3 separate regions of the Homo sapiens genome follow, and all the other regions are linked to region 2. A link is a contact called in ENCODE Hi-C or POLR2A ChIA-PET data. All regions are on one chromosome and are shown on one strand. Each heading gives the region's core, a stretch centred on a gene start or an enhancer-like site at or near the end of the contact. The rest is flanking DNA. Distances are from core to core; before and after follow the strand shown. Region 1 has its middle 18 kb from the start of MYEOV. Region 2 holds the start of LINC02952 (long intergenic non-protein coding RNA 2952). Region 3 has its middle 16 kb from the start of MYEOV.

Region 1 (3,506 bases), core at 925-3,424, 130 kb before region 2:
CCCAGCTCTGCTTGTGGCTCTCTGTGTGATCCCATGAAGAGAGGAGGAGCAGTGACTCTCACCTGAAATGCTCCCAGCCAAACATGGCCTAAACCAAACGGGATGGCCTCCCTGCCCCTATCCTGGTCCTCCATGGGCTGTCCCCATCTCATGGAATGGGGCCAAGCCTCACACATGGGTGTCACACGTCCTTCTGGGGATTCCTGTCCCTTGTATCTCTTGAATCAGGCTCTTAGATTCTTCTGCTTCATTCCATCATTGTAACCTCCTTCCACGACTCTCAAATCCGTCTCCTTCTCCATATCTCCACTGCCGTCCCTATGTTCCTCTCTGCCTTTGGCTCTGCACGGTACGAGCAGGTGGTCTCTGTCCAGCCAATGTGGGCCCTTTGCACACTGGTGTGAGTGCTTCTAAGTCTCGTTCCAGCTCTCAGTTCGGCCTCTCCCAATCTCCTTGTGTCTTCCCACAGCATGTGGGAAAAGACTAGGAGGACGGCACTGGGGCCACAAAGATAAGTCCATTGTCCCTGCACTCCAGGGATCTGAGCCCCGTGGGCCCCCGGCATGAGTATAATGTGGAAAGGAAGCCTGCGGAAAGGCTCCAAGAGGACGGTACGTTAGAACTGGGTCTCGAGACATGGGTGTCTGGGCCGTAGGGGTGCAGAAACCAGGTCCTGACTTGGCCTGGATGCAAGTGCCAGGGGCTGTTCTGTCTCTGTCAGCTCCAGGACCATTCAGGGGTGGCACAGAGCTTGGGAAGGAATGAATAACAGTCCTGGACATTATGCCAACATTCAGTGAGTGCCTACTGTGTGATCCAGTAGACCCTGGGTGATGTATTAACTTGCCAGTCCTCCCAGTAACCCAGATTAGTCCCAGTCTGCAGACGTGGAGGTGGAAGCTCAGAACAGTTCGGTCACTTGCTTGAGGCCACACAGCGAGGGGGGCAAAGCCAGGCCACCTGCTCCAGAGCCTAGGCATGGATGGGGGTGGAGGGGAGTCCTGAGCCGGGGGGTTCTTTGCTGCCTTTGGGCAGGGTGGGCACAGAGGTCCCAGTCTCGCTCTTGGCCACGCCGAGTGCTCCCTTCCGCTGACTGTGGCTGTAGTACCGACAGGTGTCTCTATTGATGCTACAGCCCCCACCTTTCATTGTCTCTGGGACAAAGGCTCCTCGGGCTCCTAGCTTTGGGACAAGACTGTGGCTGCTCCCTGCCATTGGCTAGGCCTCCCACTGGGGCCTCCTGCCCACTACCTCCCCATGCCTTGTGGCAAGCCTGTGAGTCAGCGTACCCATTTCACAGCAGGGACACAGAAAGCCCCTGAAACCAGGGACTTTCCCAGCACAAGAGTGTCCAAGACTAGAATCCAACTTTGTCTCGGTCCAGCCACCTGCAGAGTGACCCATGCGGATAGTTGTCAGCCCTTGCTGAGCCATCCTTTGTTTCCTGTTCATACTTTCCCATAAGTCACAGAATCCTCCAGGCAACCCAGTGATGTAGGCACTGTCACTATTCCTTCCTACAGACCTGGAAACTGAGTCACAAAAAGCAAGCTGCTTTCCCAGACCCCACTGCTCTGCTAGGTGGAGGCCAAGCTCGTGTGTGAACCCAGACCGCTGCTCTGAACTTCTCCACACCACACTGTGTAGAGGAAATAAGAGCTGGGAGACTTCTGCCTTCAGGGACTGTGTTTTTCCAAGAAGCCTGGAGGAAAGGATCTAACATTTATTGAGCACCTACTAAGTGCTGGCTGATCTCATAGCATTACTTTGCAAAGTGAATATTCTTCATCTTATTTTATAGATGAGGAAATGAGACTCAAGGAAGCAATATTGACTTGTTCCAGGTCGCCTAGCTAGTGAGGACGCGAGGAGAGGCAAGACTCTCCCCAGCCTGGGACCCCAGGGACCCTGCTAGTGAGGACGCCTGCTCCAAGCCTGGCCCCTCCAGGGAGGCTAGCTCTCACTAGCAGGGCAGCCTCCTTCCTTCTCCCTCCTTCCCGCCTCGGGAGAATTAAGTGGTAAATGTTTTCAAAGTCAACTGTCAAAAGAAAATGGTTAGAGGAAGGAAATGTGCAATTAGGAGCTTCAGAGTAATTTTCATCGTGTGGTTTGAGCTCGACTGTAAACACTCAGGAAGGAGAGAACGCGGCTGTTTCCCCCCCGGCTGGTTTCCTGCCAACTCTGCTGAGTCCCAGAACCGGGTGGGCTCCAGGCTGAGGCACTAGCAGGGAGGCCGGTGGGCAGCCAGCCTTGGACTGGGGAGGTGCTGGGGGCTGTGGGACACTCCCATTCCCAAGAGAAGCTTCTTCCAGCAGAATGTGCCGGCATTACAGAAAGGAAATATTAACATTATAATTATAATTCTGTTTATTTAATTAAGTTATTAAACAGGCCCAGCTTGGGGCGGGGCAGGGGGGAGAAAAAAAAAAAAACAACCCATAGTTTCATTCTAATTGTTTCTCCCAGGATGTAATTAGAGCCTTATAGAAGGAGTCAGAGCCAGAGAAGGCAGGGGCTCTGCCAGGCTGGGTCCAGGCCTGGTGCACAGCTCCGGGCAGGCTGGGCCTGGGGGAGTGGAAGGTAGAGGCTGGCTGTGGGAATGCAGCCTCTATGAGGGCTGGAACTCAGGCCTGTGTCCCCATGCCTGGCATGTACTAGGTGCTCAAGAAATAGTTGTGGAATAATTGCCTAGTGGACTTTGAGCAAGCAGAAAGGGCTGGTGGAGTGACTTTCTCAGCTGCCCTAAAGACATTCAGCAGATGATTTTTCTAGAAGGGATGCAGCAGCCTCCTCCTGGGGCTGCTCTTGGCCATTACCTCTGCTCTGACCTCCCTGGTGGCCCACCGTGGCTTGCAGGTGACCACACCGAGCAGCCTGTCTTAGATTGAGACCTTCACCTCTTCCTTCTGTGCCCTGGTCACTGTGGGCTGAGCCCTGGGGCAGAACAAACAAATGTCACCAGCTCCCAGGCTCCAGTGTGGAGGCTGCCCCTGTGCATCCCAAAGGGACGGGAGTATGAGGGCCCCAAAGGGTTCAGGAGGCTAAAACCCCTACTCCAGGTCCCCCAGTCTGAGAAGCCCTTTCTGGGACCTTGGACCAGGCCCAGCAGAGCCCCTCTTGAGGGGGCCAAGGGAGGCGCTGGCCCTGAACAGCCTCCAGATCCGGTCCTGTGCCCCTCGCGCTGACAGCTGCCCACAGGCTCCATGCAGAACCTCCCGTCAGACGGGAAGTGTCTTGTTCCAGCTGGCACGGCTTTATCGAACAGTCCTGGCTTTGTAAGTGTGGACAGCTGCGGGGAGAGGAGCTGGCTCTGGGGAGGTGTGGGGGCCGGGTCGGGGGCTAGACTGGGGAAGCTGAGGAGTGGGAGGTCAAAGCCAGCAGCATCTGCAAGTGGGTTGGGGGCCATGAAGGTTTGGTTTAGGGGGCATCCCCTGGAAAGCCGAGCCCCTAAACAGGAAGATGGGATGGGAGGCCAAATTGGGGAATGACCATGAAAGAGAGAGAGG
Region 2 (3,437 bases), core at 711-3,210:
AGTGACCAAGAGGGGTGGCCAAAGCCCTCTGGTTTGCAGGCGAAGTTCCCAGCAGTTTGCACGTGTCCGCCCCCCCCAGCACTGGCCAGGAAGGGGCCCCACCTCCTCCCACGGCCCTGTCTTTGTCCCCAGCAGGGCTGCCTGCTTACACGGAAAGGCTGCCGTTCTTTCCCTGGAACTGGAATCAGCCCGGGCTATAGGCAAAGAAATTCATTTCTAACTATGCAAGCCCTTTCACTGTCACAAGACCTTGAATGTCAACCTTGGAAGCCCAAGGGCTATTGTCAGGAGCTCCAGCCAAGCCTCAGATTGACACAATTGCACCAGAACCCTGAACAGTCTGGGGGAAAGAAAAAATCCCCTGCTCCTCCTCCCTCGGGGGGAGGCGGCCCCCGCAAGGTAGGCGGTGGCTGCAGGCAGCTGAGGCTGCGCCATTCATGGCTGCAGGACCGAGGCCCCACGCGGAGCGGAGACCAGGCGGCCACAGCCGCTGATTGGGCGTCGCGGCCGGGGGTTCAGCCAATCGGCTGTTTGGGAAGCGGGGCCATTCATGAAAGCGCAGCGGAGAGGAAGCGCGGGGGCGGGGAGCCCGGGTTATCACCGCGCCCCGCCAGCCCCATCACGGCCGCCGTGCCTTCTGCCGGGCCATGCTGCGGCTCGAGCGGCGCTGGCTCCTCGCAGGGAAGACCCCGGCCAGAGGCTGCGGAAGAGGCCAGGCTTTCTGGAAGCGCCTCCCAGGCAGGGCCTGGCAGCCGAACGCCGCTTGCTTCGGTCAACTGTGGCCATGAAGTCATTTTTTTCCCCTGCTGATTGAAATCATCTGTTTTCAGTTCCCTGACAAATTCATTGAGTTCCCTCTGAGGCTGGGGCCCCTCGGCTGCTGAGTCTCAGTCTGTAGCTGCGGCCCAGACCCACACAATTTCATCTTCTTGGATTTACATGGTCTCCGGTTTCCAGAGCCCCAGTGAAAGACGCATTTGTGTGGGAGATGTGGGGTTGGGTTTAGCAGCCCTGGTCCTGGGGAGAATGCTTCTAAGATGGCTATCTGCTGGGCTCTGGGCCCCAAACCCTGGCCCTCGGGTCTGTAAGGTTCCTGGGGCCCCAGATGACGGCATGGCCAAGAACGGCGCAGAATCCTCCACATCAGCTCTCTGAAAAGGGAAATGGCCCAGTGGAATGCTGGCCTCTCCCTGCAGGATGAGCACTCATTTCCTCTTGGGATCTAGCAAGTAGCTTAAAAATACACTCATGCAAAGGGCCCACATAGAGCTATACCTGTGGGGAGGGGAGGGGTCTGCTTTTGCATGTACCTCAGGGAGGTGTGGGGTGGCAGCCTGCTGACAAGGGCCCCGACCCCACCGCCTTGCCTGTGTCCTCCTCTATAAAATGGGCGTAGGAGCACCTAGCCCTTGGTCATGCACGCGCCCAGGAAAATCACAAACGCAGGGGCCCAGCATAGTGCCTGATACGCGGCGAGAGTTTAGTCACCGACGTCGGTTGTTGGTGGTGACGTGAGCAGTGACATAGAGGACAAAAGCGATGCTCAATTCCATTTCCGGGCGCGACACAGCTCCGGCAGGGGGCGCTGGGCTCTGGAGCCCTGGGGACCCCTGCTTCTCACACCACCGTCACCCCCAGCCACATACCTGAGCCACTGGGAGCATGAGCACCAGGGAACTTTTTCTCAATGGAAAGATTTCTTCACAGCAAGTGTTTCGCAAGCCTCTCTGAGGCTGTCAGTAATGAGTCCTTACTTCTTGACTTCCAAGTGTGTTACATAAGCCTAAGAGGTTGGTCAAAACACAACACACACACACACACACACACACACACACAAATGTGGCTGGAGAGAGTGGACGGGCAGGCTCTGCAGCTGTTCAAACTTTCTCGGCCACCTTCCCAGGCCATGAGGACTCCCCACTCATGGGCCTGTCGGAACCGTGCTGGGGAATGTGAGGTATGAGATCCGGGAGAGGAGAGCCCAGTAAGCCAGGGCTGCGGGGGAGACGGAGGGCGGGGCCCGGACACGGGCTTTTCCCAGCGGCCAGCACCCCTCCCGCAGGACCTCGGGTTCCACCCCAGCAGCCTCTGTTTGGTGGGGGGCAGAGAAGGGTGCCCCTGCCTGTGGGCCCCTCACGTTGGCTCTGCAGCACCCACGCAGGAAGAGGGTGCACACAGAGGGACGCGGACACCAAGGCCTGGGGTTGGACAAAATTGTTGCCCGCCACAGCTGGTCCCTCCACAGGCCACATAAGCCAGGGAGTTGGGGGCTGCCCGGCACAAATAGAGGAAGCAGACAGAGGAGCTGGGCGGCCTGGGGCAGCCGGATCCTACCACTCCTCATTTCTGCTCTGGGCTGGACCGGCTTCCCTTTTCTTCTGTTGTTTTAAACGGTTGGTGTTGGGATAGAAAGGCCCATGGGTCTCCTTCTGCCTCTGCGTCCTGGCTTCCACAATGCAGACAAAACTTAAAAATTCTCAGGGGCTTCTCATTTTAGCGTGGGTGGCAGAGGCCTGGAGAAGCCCGAGGTCACTTCAGACCGGCCACCTCCTTGGACCTTCCCTTCCTGACATAAAATGATGACTGTAATGGAGGCTCTGCACTCAGCCCGTGGAGACAGGCCAGAAGCGCTTTGCTACAGTACTAATATAGCGCACGTTTTGCTCATGAGACGGCACTCAGAAGTTCTCGGCATGATTAGAAAGTGTATCGGTCAGAATGCGCTAGGCCATGCTATGGCAACAAACAGGCCCCCAGATCTCAATGGCTGCCAGCAGGATCAGCAAATGGTTTCTGTAAAGAGTGACGTGTACTTTTGTTGTTGCTATTGTTTTTGGAGACACAGTCTCACTCTGTTGCCCAGGCTGGAGTGCAGTGGCGCGATCTCGGTTCACTGCAACATCCACCTCCCAGGTTCAAGCAATTCTCCTGCCTCAGCCTCCCGAGTAGCTGGGATTACAGGTGCCCACCGCCATATCCAGCTAATTTTTGTATTTTTAGTAGAGACAGGGTTTTGCCACGTTGGCCAGGCTGGTCTCCAACTCCTGACCTCAAGTGATCCACCCGCCTCAGCCTCCCAAAGTGCTGACATTACAGTTGTGAGCCACCGTGCCCGGCTACTTTTAATATATATTTTAGGCTTTGCAGGCCATTCAGTCTCTGTCGCAACTCCTCAACTCTGCTATTGTAACACAAAAGCGTGGCAGACAGCACACCAATGAGTGGGCTGCATTCCTATAAAATGATATTGAGAAATTGCCCACAGGCTGGCGTCTGCTGACCGCCAGCTTCAGATAACCAACGTTTGTCTTCTTCTTGTGCCACACATGCAAGGAGTGAGGGCCCGCTCCAGACGTGCTCCAGGGACCCAGGCTGATGGAGGATCGAGTCCCACCCAGACCTCCATCATCATGGAGGCCAGATGCACGAGCTGGTTC
Region 3 (3,228 bases), core at 79-2,578, 170 kb before region 2:
CAGTGAGGAGCTGGGAAGCATAATAAGCAGCCTCTGCGCCTCTCTGGGCTAAGCAGTGGTGAATTTAGCCCAACTTGATGCCCCCCATGCTCATATCTCATGGCAGTTTTTCTTTCTACCTGAATTTTGCACGTAAAATCAGACTTAAAAAAGCAAAGTCCTTCTGGGCTGACCCTTCTCAAGTTCACTTTCTTTTTTTCTCTCAAGAAAAAAATTTTTAAAAAAAGGAAGTAGGAAAAGCCCAGCTTTGCCATGGGCCATAGATGTCACTGCAAGTGTCATTTCAGTCCTGAGCTCACCTGGCCTCTCCAGCCTCCGGAGGCTGCATGCTTCTGTTTTTACGTCTATTTTTAGTGCCCCTGGGTGAATGTCATTGCCGCCAGAGGCTGACATTTCATACTGTGGGAATCTTGACCTGCTGCTGTTCCGTTGTCAGTTGAATCTGCTTTGTTATGCCCCAGAAGGAAAGAACAATGATCATTAATAATCGGCAACTTCTGGAAAATCGGAAATGGAACCTCTGTGATCCGAGGCTGCCCTTAACCCCAGCTGTGCTGCCTGCAGCGAGCACCACATGGCTGGTCTCCAGAAGGCTCCACAGTTGCCAGAAGGTTACACCCTGGGGCTGCCAGCCGGTTGATGCAGGGCAGGTGGGCAGTAGGCAGTGGGCTGGGAGAGGGCAGACCTTGACCCTCAGTCATGTGACTGGGGTGGAGGAGGCTGAGGCAGAGTGACAAGAACTTGGTGAGGAAAGTGTCCAACTGCATAGAGACTTGCGGCCCACCTCCAGAGACCAGCACAGGGGACACCCTCCGGGGGCAGGGTAGAGGACAGGTGGGAGGAGGGGAAGGTGCCCTGTTCTGGATGGGTGGGTGGGGGTCTCACCTGGGCTGGGGAGTTCGATTCAGCCAAGTGTCTGAGCCCCTGACCCTGGGTTGGGTTCCGTGCTGGGTATTGTGGGGCACAAAGGGGAATGAGAACCGGGTAAGTGGTGGGAATTAGTGGGACCCTGGAGGAGCCCTAGCCAGCTGCTGGCTCATGGGTGGGGACTCACGGCTGCAAAGCCTCACACCTGCTGGCAGGGAAGACATTGTGGGTTCCCCCAGCACAGACGACTCCTTCAACCCCTTTGGGAGTGTGGACGGAACTGGGACTGGCCTGGCCTTTAGGGAAGAGGGGCTGTGCTTGTATCTCAGGCTCAAGTCACCTTTGACAAGGGAAGCAAAGGTCCCGGGAACAATTCCTTCTTTTCACACTGGGTGACCTGGCAGGAGCTCCTGCTGGAGCTGACGGAGGTGGCAGCCCCTCCCAGGCAGCCCAAGACAAACATGCTGTAGGAAGTTCCCACGGTCCCAGGGCCTCTCGCCTGGAGCTTTTGCAGTTACCTCCCGGAGGCCGGGGCTGTGGGGGAGGGTGAGGCCTCAGGCACCCACAGGTGAGTCTGGAGTCCCAGGCCCTGGGGACACACCTGCGGGGCACCTACTCTGTGCCATGCATTTTGCAAACATCATGTTACTGAATCCTTAAAATGATCTTCCTAAATTAATATTATGATCTTCATTTAGAAATCTAAGGCTTGGAGAGGTTAAGTCAGCCAGGTCTAGGGGTAGTTCAGCTCAGGCTGGAGTGTGGGGCAGGCTTCAGCCACCAGAGCCCAAGTGAGGGTCAGAGTGGAGGGCCCTGGTGTTACCTGTGCTTGCCGGCCAGGCTCTCCCACTCTGGGGTCCTGCCAAAAAACTAGTGTGGTCTCTATAGCCCTGCCACCTCTCAGATTCTAGACTTCCAGGCAGCAAGTGCTCAGGAATCGCCTGTCCTCTCAGGTACGTATCTGACCAAGTCCTGCCCTCGCCAATCTCCCAGACCCCATGGGATAATTGCAGAGGAATGGGGAGTCAGGCCCACAGTCAGGGGCTTGATTCTTGTGTCCTGAGGATGGACTGGCCCTACCCACTCATTTATTCTACTGCCCACCTTGACCCCTAACAATCCATTGATCTGTCCTTCTAGCCAACATCTACCATCAATCTATCTATACTCACTTATCCATCCATCACCTTACCCACCAGCCACACATGCACACAGCATCCACCATCAATCCATCCACACACACCCATCCATCCATCAACTTACCCACCAGCTACCCATGCATGCAACATCCACCATCAATCTATCTACACTTATCCATACATCACCTTACCCACCAGCCACCCATGCACACAGCATCCACCATCAATCCATCCATACGCACCCATCCATGCCATCGTGTTACCCATCAGCCACCCATGCATGCAGCATCCACCATTAATCCATCCACATTCACCTATCCATGCCATCATGTTACCCACCAGCCATCCATGCATGCAACATCCACCATCAATCTATTCACACTCACTTATCCATCCATCCCCTTACCCACCAGCCACCCATGCATGCAATATCCACCATTAATCCATCAACACACACCCATCCATCCATCACTTACACACCAGCCACCCATGCATGCAGCATCCACCTTTAATCTATCCACATTCACCCACCCATCCATCACCTTACTCACCAGCCACCCATGCATGCAGCATCCACCATCAATCCATCCACACTCACCCATCCATGCCATCATGTTATCCACTAGCCATCCATGCATGCAACATCCACCATCAATCCATCCACACTCACCCATCCATGCATCACCTTACCCACCAGCCACCCATGCATGCAGCATCCACCATGGGTCCCTTCAGAGTCACTCATTCATGCCACCATGTTATCCACCAGCCATCCATGCACACAGCATCCACCATCAATCCATCCACACTCATTCATCTACCATCACATTACCCACCAGTCACCCATGCATGCAGCATCCACCATCAGTTCCTTCAGAGTCACTCATTCATGCCACCATGTTATCCACCAGCCATCCATGCACACAGCATCCACCATCAATCCATCCACACTCATTCATCTACCATCACATTACCCACCAGTCACCCATGCATGCAGCATCCACCATCAGTTCCTTCAGAGTCACTCATTCATGCCACCATGTTATCCACCAGCCATCCATGCATGCAGCATCCACCATCAACCCATCCACACTTACTCATCTACCATCACCTTACCCACCAGCCACCCATGCATGCAGTATCCACCATCAATCCATCCACACTCACCCGTCCGTTCATCACTTTACCTGCCCAACACCCATGCATGCAGCATCCATATCAA

Evidence for each region. Hi-C counts contacts between places; a loop is a spot of excess contacts on that map. ChIA-PET counts read pairs that join two places held with the same protein, here RNA polymerase II (POLR2A). Pooled maps may share reads with other maps.
Region 1: a pooled map shows a loop between it and region 2 (5-fold over the local background). The contact joins the enhancer-like site here to the promoter of LINC02952 in region 2. A Hi-C loop is called at or near these places in 6 of 168 maps with a recorded cell type or tissue (PC-9, aorta, endothelial cell of umbilical vein and 3 more), 1 of 37 single-sample maps with no recorded cell type and 9 of 50 pooled maps. POLR2A ChIA-PET finds 5 or more read pairs at or near these places in 3 of 52 experiments (AG04449, BJ and common myeloid progenitor, CD34-positive).
Region 3: a map of MCF 10A shows a loop between it and region 2 (4-fold over the local background). The contact joins the enhancer-like site here to the promoter of LINC02952 in region 2. A Hi-C loop is called at or near these places in 2 of 168 maps with a recorded cell type or tissue (Caco-2 and MCF 10A) and 2 of 50 pooled maps. POLR2A ChIA-PET finds 5 or more read pairs at or near these places in 3 of 52 experiments (Caco-2, PC-9 and RWPE1).

The regions. Positions count from the first base shown.
Region 1 is chr11:69,310,042-69,313,547 of GRCh38, forward strand. No RefSeq gene overlaps it. Among named protein-coding and RNA genes, the nearest start is that of MYEOV, 18 kb to the left of the region's middle. RefSeq lists enhancers at 837-1,336, 1,178-1,407. Within about 2 kb of position 2,175, at least 8 of the 41 ENCODE cell types and tissues checked have a DNase peak (open chromatin) inside an H3K27ac peak, as active enhancers do; they include endothelial cell of umbilical vein and heart right ventricle, where a contact is called at or near this core.
Region 2 is chr11:69,443,006-69,446,442 of GRCh38, forward strand. It overlaps LINC02952 (long intergenic non-protein coding RNA 2952), which reads right to left and starts at 1,961. Exons shown (of 2, transcript NR_186235.1): 1 at 1,647-1,961. It overlaps LOC124902703 (a long non-coding RNA gene), which reads left to right and starts at 1,818. Exons shown (of 2, transcript XR_007062759.1): 1 at 1,818-1,957; 2 at 3,334-3,437. RefSeq lists a silencer at 565-654.
Region 3 is chr11:69,276,968-69,280,195 of GRCh38, forward strand. No RefSeq gene overlaps it. Among named protein-coding and RNA genes, the nearest start is that of MYEOV, 16 kb to the right of the region's middle. Within about 2 kb of position 1,329, at least 6 of the 41 ENCODE cell types and tissues checked have a DNase peak (open chromatin) inside an H3K27ac peak, as active enhancers do; they include PC-9, where a contact is called at or near this core.